2 separate regions of the Mus musculus genome follow, and region 2 is linked to region 1. Evidence: chromatin loops called from intact Hi-C (ENCODE). Cell type or tissue: left cerebral cortex. All regions are shown on one strand.

Region 1 (8,000 bases):
TTCTCAACAGAGGAATATTGAATGGCTGAGAAGCACTTAAAGAAATGTTCAGCATCCTTAGTCATCAGAGAAATGCAAATCAAAATGATCCCGAGATTCCACCCTACACCAATCAGAATGACAGCACATGCTGGCGAAGATGTGGAGAAAGGGGAACACTCCTCCATAGCTAGTGAGATTGCAAACTGGTACAGCAGAAATCAATCTGTCGTTTTTTCAGAAAATTGGAAACTGTTCTACCTGAAGACCCAGCTATACCACTCCTGGACATATAACCAAAGGATGTCCACCAAATCACAAGGACACATGCTCCACTATGATTACAGCAGCCTAATTTGTAATAGCCAGAAGCTGGAAACAACCCAGATGTCCCTCTACCGAAGAATGGTTACAGAAAATGTGACTTACTTACACAATGGAGTACAATTCAGCCATTAAAAACAAGGACATCTTGAATTTTCAGGAAAATGGATAGAACTTGAAAATACCTTTATGAGTTAGATAACCCAGACCCCAAATTACATGCATGGTATGTACTCACTAACAAGTGGTTTTTAGCCAAAAAGTACAGAATACCCATGATACACCCCACAGAAATACCAACATTGTCAACTAACTTGGATCCCTGGGAGCTCCCAGAGACTAAGCCACCAACCAAAGAGCATACAAGGTCCCAAGCACATATATAGCAGAGTACTGCCTTGTCTGGCCGCAGTAGAAGAGGATGTTCCTAATCCATGTAGAGACTTGATGCCCCAGGTAGGGGGATTCCAGAGGGAGAGCACCTTCTCAGAGGGGAAGGGGAGGGGGCACTGGGAGGCAGGACAACATTTGGGATGTAAATAAACAAAATAATTAATAAAAAATAGTTAAAAAAACAAGGGAGGAGCCAGTTGGGCTATGTGCTGCTCAGAAGTCAAATTAAAATAAGCAGGAGGAAATGAGACTGTCTTAGCTTTTGTGATAAATGGACCACTGTAATAAATGCTTCAGTGGGGGAAGAAGCTATATGCTATGGACACAGGCTAAGATAATTTATGTAGCATTTCAAAGGAACATCTAGTTTAGTGATGGCAGAAATCACGCTAAAGCCTCCCATTCCCAAGGCGACCCAGCTTGCCAAAGTTTCCTACCAGGACACCAATGTTGACGTCCTCGTGGATAGCTGGCAAGTTTTGGTAACTCACATTGTAGAGAATGAGGAGTGAAGTTCTCAGTTTACTTCTACAGGCTAAGTAAAGTGGGAAGATATTTCCTACAAAGAATTTTTTGGCAGAAAACTGACAAAATCATTAACTGCCATTTAAAAAGAGGCTATAAAGCTTAAATGCTGGCAACTCTATCCTCTATTAATGCTGAAAAATTATGGCATGCCATAGTTCATCCTCAAGTTTACTGCCACAAATATTGAACAAAGCATGCTATGACATGATATTGACGCTCTACTTCCACCGATAACTCAGTCCTGGGGAATTTATGTGCTGCAGTCAGTTGAATTGCAGTTCTTGGCATAATTCTCATAAATGTTGTTAGGAATTGTTGGCCAAATGTGGCATGATATAGTTGAATATCTGAGAAAGGAGAAGCTCTTCCATGTAGGCACACATTTAAAATTTGGTTTGAAAAATGAGTCTGATTTTATCCTATCCTCTCAGGATGTTCCAAGAGAGTACAATCTAGGAACTTCTAGGATGGCCAGGTTGACGGACGTCAGATGCAGCCTGTTAGCTTGTCCAGATGGTCTGTGAAACTAACTATTGTTTTACCATCTATTTATTCCTTTGTGTGTGGAACCATTTGATTCTGCAGTGAATTGTTCAGTTGTTTCTCAGCTGAACACGTTTGGCTGCTGGGATGTAGATTTTTATAGAATCAATTAATGTAAGATTCTACTAGCCAGCAGGCTGAATACCAGAATATCATTTCAGGTTTTTTTTTCTAAATAATAAAAAAAACTTTTGTGCAAATTTCATGGAGGGAGTATGGGAGGAATTAATTCCCGCCTCTGCGACTGTTGTACTAGGTAGGATCCCTCGATTTATAGCACAAACTGGTGAATACTGGAGACTCAATTTTGTGATGAATTCTCTTGATATATGGGAGACCCTTTAGTTACATTTTAGATGACCATTCATCTTGTGTCTTCCTGCCTCTTGATCTCCACATGCCATTGTTGTCATTTTATGGAGAGCAGCAGTACTGTATGGCATTGGAGGAGAGGACTCTGGTGGCAGATGGCTTGGGCTTGAGTCTCTGTTCCATCTAAGGAACTTGCTTAACTGTTCTGCGTCTGTTTCCTCATCTGCACAATATGGGTGAAGACACCGATAGACTCTCCCTAGGGAGGGGGTGGTTGCTCCTGGCAGGTAACAAATACTAAGGCCCCGAGAAGCAGTGCTCCAGTTTAGAATAATTTTTATCTCAATGTTACCATCTGTACCTTCTCTTTACTTCTGAAACTCATTCTCATGGTCGCTTACACTTTGGTGACTTCATCCAAAGGAACTCATCTACTCTGAACCATTGTGTTTGTTCGTTGCTTGCTATCTTAACTTCTAGCACCTCCATCTCTGGTCACTGAACTTGTGAAGACTTCTAGTTCCTTGGCCATTTCTTTTCCTTTCCAACTGGAGCACTTCTCTCTTCTGCTTGTGTCTCAGGCTTCTCTTGCCAGCACTTCCAACCCTAATTAAGATGCACTGTTAAATTTGGAGAAGTCTGGCTTTCATTATTAGGTCACAGAAACTGGAAGGGAATTCAGAATATGGCAGATTGATGTCATCAAAGCAACTGAGGTTCTTTAAAATCCCTCTAGACTTTCAAGCCCACAGGTGACCACCTTAGGTGTCTTTATTGGCTTCCTTTCCTGTCCCAACTTCCATCACTTTTCCAGACATCCTGACCTGGATGGTGTGAACAATATGTATTTCTACCATTGGTTTTCCAGAATTGTCTTTTCTGTACTTCTTTTACCTTTTTCCTCCCTCATAGTACAAGATTAATTCCTCAACTGACAATATCATTTCTGTCTGTCTTCATGGCCTATGATGCTCCAATTCTGTGGTGACCTGTAAATTTCCTGTTTTTGAACTTTTTTTTTAACTGCTTTGGTTTTATGCTTAATTTCTTCATCTTAAAAACAGTCTTGGGGGCCACAGGGATGGGCTCAAGGGTAAAGAGCATGTGCTGCTCTTGCAGAGAACTGGAGCTCAATTCCCAGTATCCAGATTAGGTGATTTCTCATTGCCTATAGCTACACACACACACACACACACACACACACACACACACACACACACACACACACACAGAGGCAGGCTGATCTCTGTAAGTGCAAGGCCATTCTGGTCTACATGGCTAGTTCCAGAATAGCCATGGCTAGAAAAAGAAAGCCTGTCTCAAAAACCAAACAAACACAAAACCCAAACCAACAGAGCCTCAAGGACCTCCGTTCCTCTCCAGCCTTCCAGTTTTCTATGAACCATCCGGATTGTCTCCACTTCCTTATCTTCCATTCATTCATTGGAATTCTAAATCCCTCTTCCCTCCCAAATCCCTCTAGCTCCTACCCAGACCATCTGCTGCTTGCACTGGAATAACTTATCTCACTTCCTCTCTGTTACACGGTTAGAAGCTTCCTGAAACCCACTTTGTGGACTTTTCCTTCTTTCTCTTTTGTCTTTTTCTGGCTTCTCCTTGCAGACTCTCCTTGCTTCTTCAGCAAGGATGCTGAGAAGAGCTAGTTTCTCTGCCTCTCTTCTGACTTACAAGCTCTATTAGAATAAAACATGTTGGGCTGGTGAGATGACTCAGTGGGTAAGAGCACCTGACTGCTCTTCCGAAGGTCCCGAGTTCAAATCCCAGCAACCACATGGTGGCTCACAACCATCCGTGACGAGATCTGACTCCCTCTTCTGGAGTGTCTGAAGACAGTTACAGTATACTTACATATAATAATAAATAAATCTTAAAAAAAAGAATAAAACATGTTCCATCTTAAAAGTTCAACCCATAAATTGAAAGAGTCTCAGTTTTACATCTCTGCATCCATGGCCAAATTGACCATATGATTCCCTATCCTAAAACTCAAGTTTATGCTTGCTAGTGAACTGACAGCATCTTGATTGCTCTCCCCCTTTTTTTACTGCCATAGTTTTCTTTAAATCTTTTATTAGATATTTGCTTTATTTACATTTCAAATGTTATCTCATTTCCTAGTTTCCTCTTTGAAAATCCCCTATGCCCACCCCCTGCTCCCCAACACACCCACTCCTGCTTCCTGGCCCTGGCATTCCCCTTTACTAGGGCATAAAGCCTTCACAGGACCAAGGGCCTCTCCTATTGATGACTGTCTAGGCCATCCTCTGCTACAAATATAGCTAGAGTCACAGTTCCACCATGTGCTTTTTTTTTGAATGGTGGTATACTTCCAAGGAGCTCTGGGGCTACTGGTTAGTTCATATTGATGTTCCTCCTATGGGGCTTCAGACCCCTTCAGCTCCCTGGGTACTTTCTCTAGCTCCTTCACTGGGGACCTTGTGTTCGGTCCAGTGGATGACTGTGAGCATCCACTTCTGTATTTGCCAGGCACTGGTAGAGCCTCACAAGAGACAGCTATATCAGGCTCCTGTCAGCAAGCACTTGTTGGTATCCACAATAGTGTCTGGGTTTGGTGACTGTATGTGGGATGGATCCCCAAGTGGGGCAGTCTCTGGATGGTCTTTCCTTCAGGTTCTGCTCAGAACTTTGTCTCTGTAACTCCTTCCATGGGTATTTTGTTCCCCTTTCTAAAAAGGAACCTGGCTCCTAAGACAGCTTTCCTCCAGCACTTTCAAGCTGCTCACTGTGAAACACATCATGCTTGCCTCACTGCTTCAAACACCTTGGGCACTCTTGTTTACCTAGAAAAATCTCATTAGCCAGAGGAAAGTTTTTGGTCTGTGAAACTCTTTTGACTTCTTTCTTACTTTTAAAGCAGTTTTGTTGTGTTTCTGTTTTTAGGCTCTCTTCGGTATCTCTCTATAGACCTAGTCTGTGGCAGGGTAGCAACCTGGGCTGAAGTTCAACGTGTACTTTTTATCTCACACTCATGCTTGTATGTCTTTCTCCCTGAACCTTTTTTATGAGTCAGGGTCTTGCTATTTAGCTCACGATGGCCTCTAATCAACCTGCCTCAGTCTCTTGGTAGCTGAGAATGTAGTTATGCTGCTATTCTGGAATCATGTCTTTATTGCCCCAATCAACAGTACAGAGCCTGACATAGGGAAAAAATAGAATGCTTATTTTATTTGTGTTAATTAATTGTAAAAATGATAGATTTCATTGCCTGTCTTCATGTGCAGATATAATGTATGTTTGTAGGCTTAGATTTTTCAAAACGCACTTTATTTATTCTTAAATGCTTCAACCTCCCTTCTAATGCACTGGCCAGAGGTAGGAGAAAAAGGTTAATAGGAAAAGGGGACTGTGGACCTGTTTAGAAGTAGTTCCTTGGGATGATTCCACTCCTCATTGTCAGGATACCAGCAGTCCATTTCAATAGCAAACACCAAACATGAATCAGTAGTGGTGACAAGATCCAACAGAAACAGCAAGGCTCTGAAGAGTTGGCACACGTCAGCGGAAGCAACTAGAATCAGCTGGATTACCACGAGAAGGTCTTTGGTGCATTTCTCTCTATGAAGTAAAGACCCGCAAAAGCCAGTGAAGACCAGTGAGGACTAGTGAAGTGTTGTACAGTGTAGCAATGCAAGAGCATCCACTAACTCTTTGTGGGGTTCTATTTGTATTCATCATGTGCCTTCTCAAGTGTCTGTTTTCAACCAAACATCACATGCCCTCTCACAAGACAGTTTCCAGAAAAACATCATGTGATACAACTGAGTTATTGAAGAAACCAGAAATTTCCACTTCATACGTTGATCATATCTACTACCTATTACCCTCCTTTACCTGTATCTTTGTGTCCATAGGTCCTTCCATTCCCCACAAAGTCCTTCTATACACTTTTGCCCTTTACCTTTTTTATAGGCCAGTTAAAAATATGTATGTATGTATGTATGTATGTATGTATGTATGTATGTGTGTATGTGTGTCTGAGTGTATGTACCTACTTGGGTGAGTCCCTATGCCCGTGTGTATGTGAGGAGGCAGGAAGAAGGCAGCAGATGTCCTCGTTCATCATTTGCTGTTGCTATGAGACAAGATCTCTTCTTGAACTCAGGAATCAAGTTCTGACTATGTTGGAAGTCAGCAAGCCCTATTGGTGCTCCTGTCTCTGTCTCCTTCAGTGCTGGAGTCATAGGCATGGGTGGCTAAAGCTTGGCTTATTTTGTGGGTGCTAATATCTGAACCCAGGTCTCCACAATTGCAAAACAAGTATTCTTTATAGCTGAGCCATTTCTCCAGCCCCTCATATTCTTTTCCAAAACATAGATAATTCCTATGAGAGAAAAAATATTTTTCTTTCTGAGTCTAGCTTATGTCACTTAGCCCAGCAATCCCTTGATTCACTCACTCTCTGGTGAACAACATAACTTCATTCTTGATGTCTGAACAAAATTCTGGTGAATAGACCAGGTGCTCCTCCACCTACTGCTGGGCATGCAGGTTCTCCCCACAACTTTGCTACTGTGAATAGCGTTGTGAGAAACATGGGTTTGCAAGTGTCTCTTACTACATGGTGACTTTGATTCCTTCAGGTATGTACTAATGGAATATCAATGTAGTTTGATTTGCATTTTCCTGATAGTTAAATATAGTGAACATTATTTCATGAAATTTTTGGCAATTTGTACTCATCATTTGTTCAGATCGTTTGGTGATTTGATTATTTCTTCTTTTGCTCTTTAAATTGGTGAGTTCTTTATATATTCTGGATATTGATCTCCTGTTTGATGTCTAGCAGACAGAATTTTTCTTTCACTCCAGAGACTACCTCTTGATTTGGTTGGTTGTTTTCTCTGCAAATTGTCAATTCTTGCTATCATTTCTTATGTCTATATCTACAACCTGAAGTACAGCATTTTCCTTATGTTTTCTTCTAATACTTCCAAGTCTTACATTGAGAACTTTGTTGTATTTTGAATTGGTTTTATGAAGGATGAGAGATAGGGATCTAATTTCTTTCTTCTACAAATGGATGTCCACTCCAGTTGTATTTGTTGAGAGGCCACCTTCTTCTTCTTCTTCTTCTTCTTCTTCTTCTTCTTCTTCTTCTTCTTCTTCTTCTTCTTCTTCTTCTTCTTCTTCTTCTTCTTCTTCTTCTTCTTCTTCTTCTTCTTTCTTCTTCTTCTTCTTCTTCTTCTTCTTCTTCTTCTTCTTCTTCTTCTTCTTCTTCTTCTTCTTCTTCTTCTTCCTTCTTCTTCTTCTTCTTCTTCTTCTTCTTCTTCTTCTTCTTCTTCTTCTTCTTCTTCTTCTTCTTCTTCTTCTTCTTCTTCTTTTACAACATGTGTTTATTGAAAAACATATGACTGTATCTGCGAAGTTTTTATTTCTGGGTCATCTAGTCTATCTACCTGATGGATTGATCTATCTGTCTGTCTGTCTATCTATCTATCTATCTATCTATCTATCTATCTATCTATCTCATTTTTTCCTAGTAACTCAAACTCTTTTCATCAAAATCTGTTAAATCAAAACGACAAGCTGGCTAAGATAAATATGCTGTTCTGTTACTATGATTATGTAATTTGAAATTAGGTATTGAGATTCCTTTAATAGTGCTCAGGATTGCTTTGGCTGTTCAGAATCTTTTGTGCTTCACAATGATTATTGAATGAACAAATGAAGGAGATTGCCCACCATACTGAGTTCTGTCTCCTGTATCACTCTTTCTTTGATTCTTGTTCTTTATGCATAGAAAGTTGAAACTTATCTAGGAGAAGAGAATAATTTTATATACACTTAAGAAACGAATGAGTGTGGATGTATATTTGTGTAACTGCAAAAAGGAGGGCTACCTGATACACCCACTAAGATCTGGAAAGATATCAGAAAAA
Region 2 (8,000 bases), 110 kb before region 1:
AAGAGAAGATCTCATTTCCCCGGACCAGAGGGAATGCAGTCCCCGTGGCTGCATCTTTGGCCCTAGACCTCCCAACAGTCCAGAGCTGGGGCCTATTGTGTTTTAGGACACCTCTGAGGAGAAGAATCGGGTGAAGGTTACGTGGAGATGGAGAAGGCACCTATTCGCCTACCTTAAGGAGAGAGGGAAGCCGCAGGAGCTAGTCTCTTGTAAGATATAACCGGGTTTCACAGACATCAACTTCATCTCAAAAACTGCAGATTGTCATAGCGTTTCTAAAGTCACTTCTCTGGCCCAGACAGGTATATGCAAAGAATAAATTAGAACTAACACAAAGAGGAAAAAGACTGACATAGATGCCAAAAGCTATAAGGGAATTCATCCTACTTTGCTATTTAAGAAATCTTGTATCAGAAACAGTCCATTTTAGTGTTACACACTGCCAGTATTTTTCTTGTGTTAACTGTTTAAACCTCCAAAGTATTTTGCTTACCATGTTTGTAAATAAATGGTTGCCTCCTTCAATATGTAATTTCAATAATCCTATATCATGATTACTGTAAATATAATTGCTCTAGGCAATGAAATCTAGTGCTTAGCTATGTTTTCATTTTATCTCAAGATGTATTAGTTCAATAAACACTCCAAAGAATTAAAATATACAATAGACATAGTTTTGTTTGGTTGCAAAAGCATCAAAAGGGCAGAACATACATCTTAGTGAAGAAAATGTATCAGCTTGGGCATTTTAGTCAGAAGGTCTAGAGACTTTAAAGAGAAATTTTGAAGTGAAAATAAGTCTAATTTATTTTAAAGGTCATAGCAATACCACTGTTCTTTTTAAAAGCTTGTAGATTTATGTGTGTGTGTGTGTGTGTGTGTGTGTGTGTGTGTGTGTGTTTTGCCTGTGTACTGAGTGCCTTGTATCTACAGAGGTCAGAAGTGGACATTAAGATCTTCTGGAACTATAGTTACAGACAGTTATGAGCTACCATGTGGGTGCTGGGAACCAAACCCAGGTCTTCTGCAAGAGCATCAACTGCTCTTAACCATGAAGCCCTTGGTCTAGCCCAATAGGACGGTTCTTAACCGCCATTTACACTGTATTTATCTGACATTTATACTACCGACTCCACTAACAATTGTATGTAAAATTTATTTTTCATGAGGAAATCTGGTATTGCTACACTGGCAGTCACTTATCTAGCCACCACATAATAAAAAGTTGTCATATTTTTTCTTGAAAAATTAAGGGACTGATTTTTAAGGCTTAGTCATTTGGGCTGAATCATAAATGGTCATTAAAATTATGAGTGCTTACGTGATGGGATGGATTAGGGTTAAGAGAGGTAAGACTCAGTTGGCGGTACACGGCTGGGAGGGTGGAGGCCAAGGGTCTCCTGATTGACATGGGGATAGGTGCCTTCTGCCAGGAACACTCATCCCCTCTTTACTCAGCTCCTCCTTGCTGTTCTGCATTGTCTGACATCGTACAGGACTCAGATATCTGTCCACTGAGCATAGTAAATAGAGAGAAAGTTTCCACATTAGCCCCAGGACACTCAGAACAAAACAAATGTTGGCCTGTGTCTCATTAATATCTACACCAATGATGTCCACATAGGATGTGTTTATCCGGAAACTGGCATTGCCTACTTGTTTTGTTGAGGGTAAGGGCAATGGTGTCCAGTAAAATTCAGAGATATGGCAGGAAAACAATCTAGTAGAGTCAGGAAGATGCTGGGAACATGTCAACAGACCTCTCTGCCCCGTCAGTGCACAGGCCCTCCATGGCAGTGCTTGGGTGGCATCTCACCACCTAGTGGGGTTAATCTAAATCGTTTTCTAAATTTGCTTTTTCCTGGGACCAATCAAATCATTTGCTGATGGAGAACATGTAATGAGCTAAATATTGTTCCATGTACTTGGGACAGATCAGAGATTAAAACAAGGAGCTCCGCGTACTGCTCGTGACCTTGGGAATGTCACTACAGCCCTCTGCACCAGTCACCAGCTGCCCAATGGGTGAGATTAGGAACAGTGGACACTGAGCCTGGTACACTCCAGATGCCGTACAAGACTCCTGCTGCAACCCACCATCCAGGCAGCAGGAAGGGCTGGTAGTGGACTTTCAGTAATAAAGTGTAATGGGGAGAGGGGAGAGGGGAGAGGGGAGGGGGGAGGGGGGAGGGGGGAGAGGGGAGGGGGGAGAGGGGAGAGGGGAGAGTGGAGAGGGGAGAGGGGAGAAGGGAGAGGGGAGGGGAAGAGGGGAGAGGGGAGAGGGGAGGAGAGGGGAGAGGGGAGGGGGGGAGAGGGGAGAGGGGAGGAGAGGGGAGAGGGGAGGAGAGGGGGGGAGAGGGGAGAGGGGAGGGGGGGGAGAGGGGAGAGGGGAGAGGGGAGGAGAGGGGAGAGGGGAGAGGGGAGGAGAGGGGAGAGGGGAGGGGGGGGAGAGGGGAGAGGGGAGAGGGGAGAGGGGAGAGGGGAGAGGGGAGAGGGGAGAGGGGAGAGGGGAGGAGAGGGGAGAGTGCACTGATTTATCCTGGCTGGTGGGCTCTGCCAAACTGTTATTGCTGCTGAGGCTGCTTGATGTCAGCCTTGTAAGCCAGGCCCTTGGCCTTCTCTGCACTGGCCAGATCATCTTTGGCTTCTTTTGCTGCCCCAAGAAGTATACTGGAAAGAGCCCCACCTCGTAGCTTTGCCAAGATGTAATTAAAAACTCTTCATTGTCTTGGTCACATTGCTTTTGAAATGGGCAGACCAAGTTCCTGGACAGCTCTGGAGATGCCAAATAAGGAAGCTCGAGGCTTCCTGTGGGTTTCGGTCCAGCAGCTGTCATCAGAGTTCACACATCACTGCTCCACACCATCAGCTGGTTGTGTTTGAAGTTTCACATGAATGCCGTTGTGTGATTCTGTGGCTCTACAATAGAGTCTTCCAGGATGTACATCAAATGATCGACATTGGCAGGAAGCACCTGTTTTACCCAATGTACCAGCCTGTTGATCTTGGTCAGGAGTCTTCAGGACAGAAGATTCCAGTCAGGGGTCACCTCCCCGTGCACTGTGTGTTCAGTTAAGCTGTGTTTGCTATAGAGATTTGGGTTCCATTGCCACATGGCAGTGATCTCTTGGTCTCAGGAACTTAGAGCACTTTCTGGTCCAGGAAATACTTTACCATCACTGAGGCCTGGGCAGGCCTAGCATCTGAACAGCATCTGGGTGCAGAGCCAGGGGTGAACAAGGCTTGTTGAATGCCTGTCAGGCTCGCAAGTTCAGCCTCTGTTGGACTAGGCCCAAGTTGCTACCATGGTCATAGGGATTATAAGACTGTGCCTTAAAAAAAATTTTTTTTAAATCAAATGTTATTTATTTTGTAGTCTAGGTAGTTATTTAAAAATAACAATTAGAAAAAAAAGTGAAAACTGTTCTGTCGCTGTGGCAAATGTCACGGCTGAGCAAGGCTTACAGTTCCTGATGGATGGGAGTCCCTCACGGTGGGTAGGGATGGTAGCACGCGGAAGGGCAGGAGGCAGAAAGTTGAGTGGTCACATCCTCAGCCACAAACCACAGAGGAAGCAGAGACGGAGAATGAAAAGCTGGGAGAAGTTGTAAATTCTTTTATTTACTATTATTAAAGATGTATTTATTTATTTTATGTATATGAGTACACCATTGCTCTCTTCAGACATACCAGAAGAGGGCATCGGATCCCATTACAGATGGTTGTGAGCCATCATGTGGTTGCTGGGAATTGAACTCAGGAATTCTGGAAGAGCAGTCGGTGCTCTTAACTGCTGAGCCATCTCTCTAGTCTCTAGGCCCAAAGTTACAAATTCTTTTTTTTTTTTTTTTTTTTTTTTTTACATTTTTCTAAAGATTTATTCATTCTATCTAGATATTTAATTTTTTATTAGATATTTTCTTTATTTGCATTTCAAATGTTATCCCTTTTCCTGGTTTCCTCTCGGAAAACCCCCTCTCCCCTCTCCCCTCCCCCTGCTCACCAACCCACCCACTCCTGCTTCCTGGTCCTGGCATTCCCTTACACTGGGGTATTTAGCCTTCACAGGACCAAGGGCCTGTCAAGCCCATCCCCAGTGATGTATTTCCTTCAGCAGGGCTGTTCCACCTCCCCAAACAGCGCCACCAACTGGGGACCAAGTGTTCAAGTGTCTGAGTCTATAGAGGGCATTTCTTATTCAAACCACCACATTCAGAATAAAAAGGGAGTTGCTATGCTAACCCTAGTTTAAAACTGTTAACGCAGTAAAGAGGTTATGAAGGGAGGGTTCCTATGCATAGTCACTTATTGGGAAAACCTGCCAGAAGCACACAGGCTTGCACAGAGACATGTCGGCTTCAGATTGAAGCTACTCAGTATCAGTTTTGTGTGTGTGTGTGTGTGTGTGTGTGTGTGTGTGTGTGTGTGTGCACATGTGCATATGTCTGTGGAGGCAAGAAGATGACCTCAAGTGTTATTCCTCAGGTATTGGCCTATTTTTTTCTTCTTTCTTTATTTTTGACACAGGTCTCTTACTGGCCTGGACTTTGCCAAGTAGGCTAGGCTGTGTGCACAGCAGGCTCCAGGGACCCTTGCTTCCATCATTCCGTTGCTGGGGTTACGGTGTGCATCACCATGCCTGGGTGCTGGGTCTGGAACTTGGGTCCTCATGTTTGTAAGATAAACACTTTGACAAACAAGCTATCTCTCCAGCACCACTATCATTCTTTACAGAGCCTTTCTCGAATTGTTTCTAATTTAGAGTAAGATTAATGGTTTATTTAAAAATGACCAGGACCTAGCATTTTATTTGTGGCACATGTTGTCTGTGATTACGTATTGTACAACTCACTGGCTTGTTACTAAAATGAATAGCAGCAATCTGGGAGGGAACCAGAGAAAACTTCCTTAGTGAAGATTCTAATATTAATCCTCCAAATTTAAAAACAGAAAAAAGGCAATCCTTAGGTTATAAGCAAATCTTTTCTGAGTTAGATGAAATGTATGTTCTTCCCCCTATGTAGACACTGATGGAAAGATGAAAGATTTTTATTTTCAGGCGCTAAGTTCTTTTTCTTTTTCTTTTTTTGCGATTGGATATCCCTCTGTAGCTCAGGCTGGTGTCAAACTCATGGCCATCCTCCTGTTTCAGCCTCTTGAGTGTTGGGATTATACATGTGAGCTTGGTTTTGTTTTATAAATTCTTTTTCAGGTATACAATTGTAGCTTCAAATATTTTTTCAAAGAATTTTTAAAAAAATTAAAGCAATATTGTTCTTTTTATTGAAAATAGATTTTTTTCCATACAGTATATTATGATTACAGATTCCTCTCCCCCAATTCCTCCCAGATCTTGGAGAGATGGCGCAGTGATTAAGAGCTCTGGCTGAAGCTGGGCGGTGGTGGCACACACCTTTAATTCCATCACTTGGGAGGCAGAGGCAGGCGGATTTCTGAGTTTGAGGCCAGCCTGGTCTACAAAAGTGAGTTCCAGGACAGACAGGGCTATACAGAGAAACCCTGTCTTGAACCCCCCCCCCCAAAAAAGAAACAACCCAAAAAAACCAAAAACCAAAAACCAAAAAACCAAAAAACCAAAACACCAAAAAAACCCTCTGGCTGTTCAAACTACAAACTAAGGAATACCCATGGAGGGACCCATGGCTACAGTCACATATATAGCAGAGGCTAGCCTTGTGGAAGGAGAATCCCTTGGTCCTGTGAAAGCTCGATGCCCCAGTGAAGGAGAGTTCCAGGGTGGGGATGTGGGAGTGGGTGGGTGGATGGGGGAGCACTCTCATAGAAGGAGGGGGATGGGATAGGGGGTTTCAGGCAGGGGGTGGGGAGGAACCAGGAAAGGGGATAACATTTGAAGTGTAAATAAAGAAAATATCCACCCCTCCCCCAAAAAGAGCTGTGGCTGTTCCTCTAGAGGACTCATGCTAATTCTCAGTACCCCCATGAGCTCACAGCCACCTGTAACTGCAGTCTCAGGAGAGCCGTCATCCTTTGCTGGCCTCTAACGGTACTGTTGGCACAAGGTCCAGAGTCATACATGCAGGTAAAACACTCACATGCATAAAAAATAAATCTTAAAACATTTAAAATAGCGACGTTTGTTTTATAAGGGAAAGAAATTAAAGATAAATAGCCTGCTGTAAAACTGGCTCTGATAGTGATGAGCCGACGCTTGGGTAGAAGGTCCTTGACTAACTTAGGAAGCCTGTGCCATATGGGGCTCAGTCCCCTTGCCTCTGAATAAAGCTGTTGGATTCAGGGAAGACTATAAGTAACTCTTAGTTTAAAATACCCTGAAGCTATGGATGAAAATAGAGGATCCCTTAGTTTTCTTGGACTCTGTCTTTGAACCAGTATCTTCACCTACTAGACTTCCCATTTCTCCCCACCTGATCATTTTGTTAAAGTTCTGTTGATCTTCAACTACCCTGGGCATTCAAGGGTTGTTAAGTTTCTCTTTGGGTAATCTGACCGGGCTCTTATGCTGTTTTATTTGAGTTGATTTATTTTTGTGGTGCTGGGAAATAAACCCAGACAGAGCCTTGTGCGTGCTACTCAAGTACTCTACCACTGCACTAACCTAATCCTGGACGCATCATTTTAAAAGACATTTCCCCTCTATTTCTAAGTTAATTTCTTTAGCTAGTGTTCCACGTAGTGGACTCCATGAATATGTGTTCGAGAATGTAACCCATTGTATTTTTCTCACATTATAGCAATTCTTCATCTTGCAACATGAATGCTTGACCTTCTTTTCATATAACCACCGGTGTTGTTGGAAGAAATACTATGCTTTGAATAAAAACATGGTTAGTTATTCTTCTCTTGATGTATATCGATTTGTCCAGAAGATGCTAATGTTTGTCATCTAACTCAAATGTTGAGAGGATAAGCCCATGGACACAGAAGCAAAATTGAAAGTAGTGATTCTGAAATTCATTGATCTCAGCTTGTCAGTCTCATTGGTGATGACAAAAAGATGCTCCAGGAAGAATGGGGATTCAGACTAATGATTGAATCGGAAGGCGGCACTGGGCAGGAAAGCCTCAACTTCATATCATTATATTATCCTCAATAGCAGTCACACACAGACAGGAACACCCACTAGGTACCTCTGCCAACAAACTTATGAGCTCATCTGAATTAATCTTTGTAAAATCTCACGAGCCATCAATACTTAGACACTATGCCAAGCAATCCACAGGAGGACATATGGCTTCATTATAATTAGAAGAGACACTGGGAACATCACTTATATTAGAAAGATTATAAAGAAACCTCAGCTCACTCTTCTGTGGCTGAAACTTTTAAAGAGAATGAATAAAATGTTCTATATTGGAGCTCTTCATCATGCTTTAGCATGGCTTACATAGCTCAAAATTAAAGTCATCAAGACATCACTGATTACTCAATAAAAAAAAAAAAAAAGAAAAAAGTGGTCAGGCCTCATGCTGCTGTAAAAGATGCTATGATAGTGTCGGGCCTATGCTATGGGAGAAGCCAGTGTTTGCAGAGCAAGGATGCAGACTCTCCTTAATGTATCATCCATGATGTCTCAGATTCAACCAAAAGCTGTAGGACTGGAGGGCTGGGGGTGGGGCCAGGAGGGCCACAGGTGGTGGGGCACACCTGTATTTCTAGCACTTGGAGGCACAGGTGGAGGATCTCAGGTTTGAGGCTGGCCTCAGATGTATACCGTGACCCCATCTGTAACAAACAAGCAAACAAACAAACAACAACAAATCCCTCTGAGTAAATAATGACATAAATTTATTGACCATAAAGATACAAGGAAGTTGACCCATGCCAGGAAAAAGATTATCCTCGGTATGACCAGATTTTCCACTTAGTAAAGATAGGTCTCTAAGCAGAATTGGTTACTATGCTCAAAGATACCAAGGAAAATAGTTTTCTTTCTAATATTTTCATTTTTAAAAAAAATTAGTTTTTTTAGCACACAAACAATGGGCTTCACTATGATA

Evidence for each region. Hi-C counts contacts between places; a loop is a spot of excess contacts. Peaks named below come from ENCODE experiments on the same cell type or tissue, not always from the same donor. Only the 100,000 strongest peaks of a DNase experiment are listed, where the experiment ranks them.
Region 2: a loop joins it to region 1, with 2.8 times the contacts of the local background. A loop is called at or near these places in 2 of 42 quality-filtered maps.

What each region holds. Positions count from the first base shown.
Region 1 is chr12:58,808,574-58,816,573 of GRCm38, reverse strand. No RefSeq gene overlaps it. Among named protein-coding and RNA genes, the nearest start is that of Sec23a, 200 kb to the left of the region's middle. In left cerebral cortex, no CTCF peak of the experiment used is centred here; DNase peaks (open chromatin) are centred at 1,731, 2,264 and 3,595.
Region 2 is chr12:58,915,844-58,923,843 of GRCm38, reverse strand. It overlaps the pseudogene Gm2649 and the pseudogene Gm47647. Among named protein-coding and RNA genes, the nearest start is that of Sec23a, 92 kb to the left of the region's middle. In left cerebral cortex, a CTCF peak has its summit at 3,692 (motif pointing right); DNase peaks (open chromatin) are centred at 162, 7,179 and 7,647.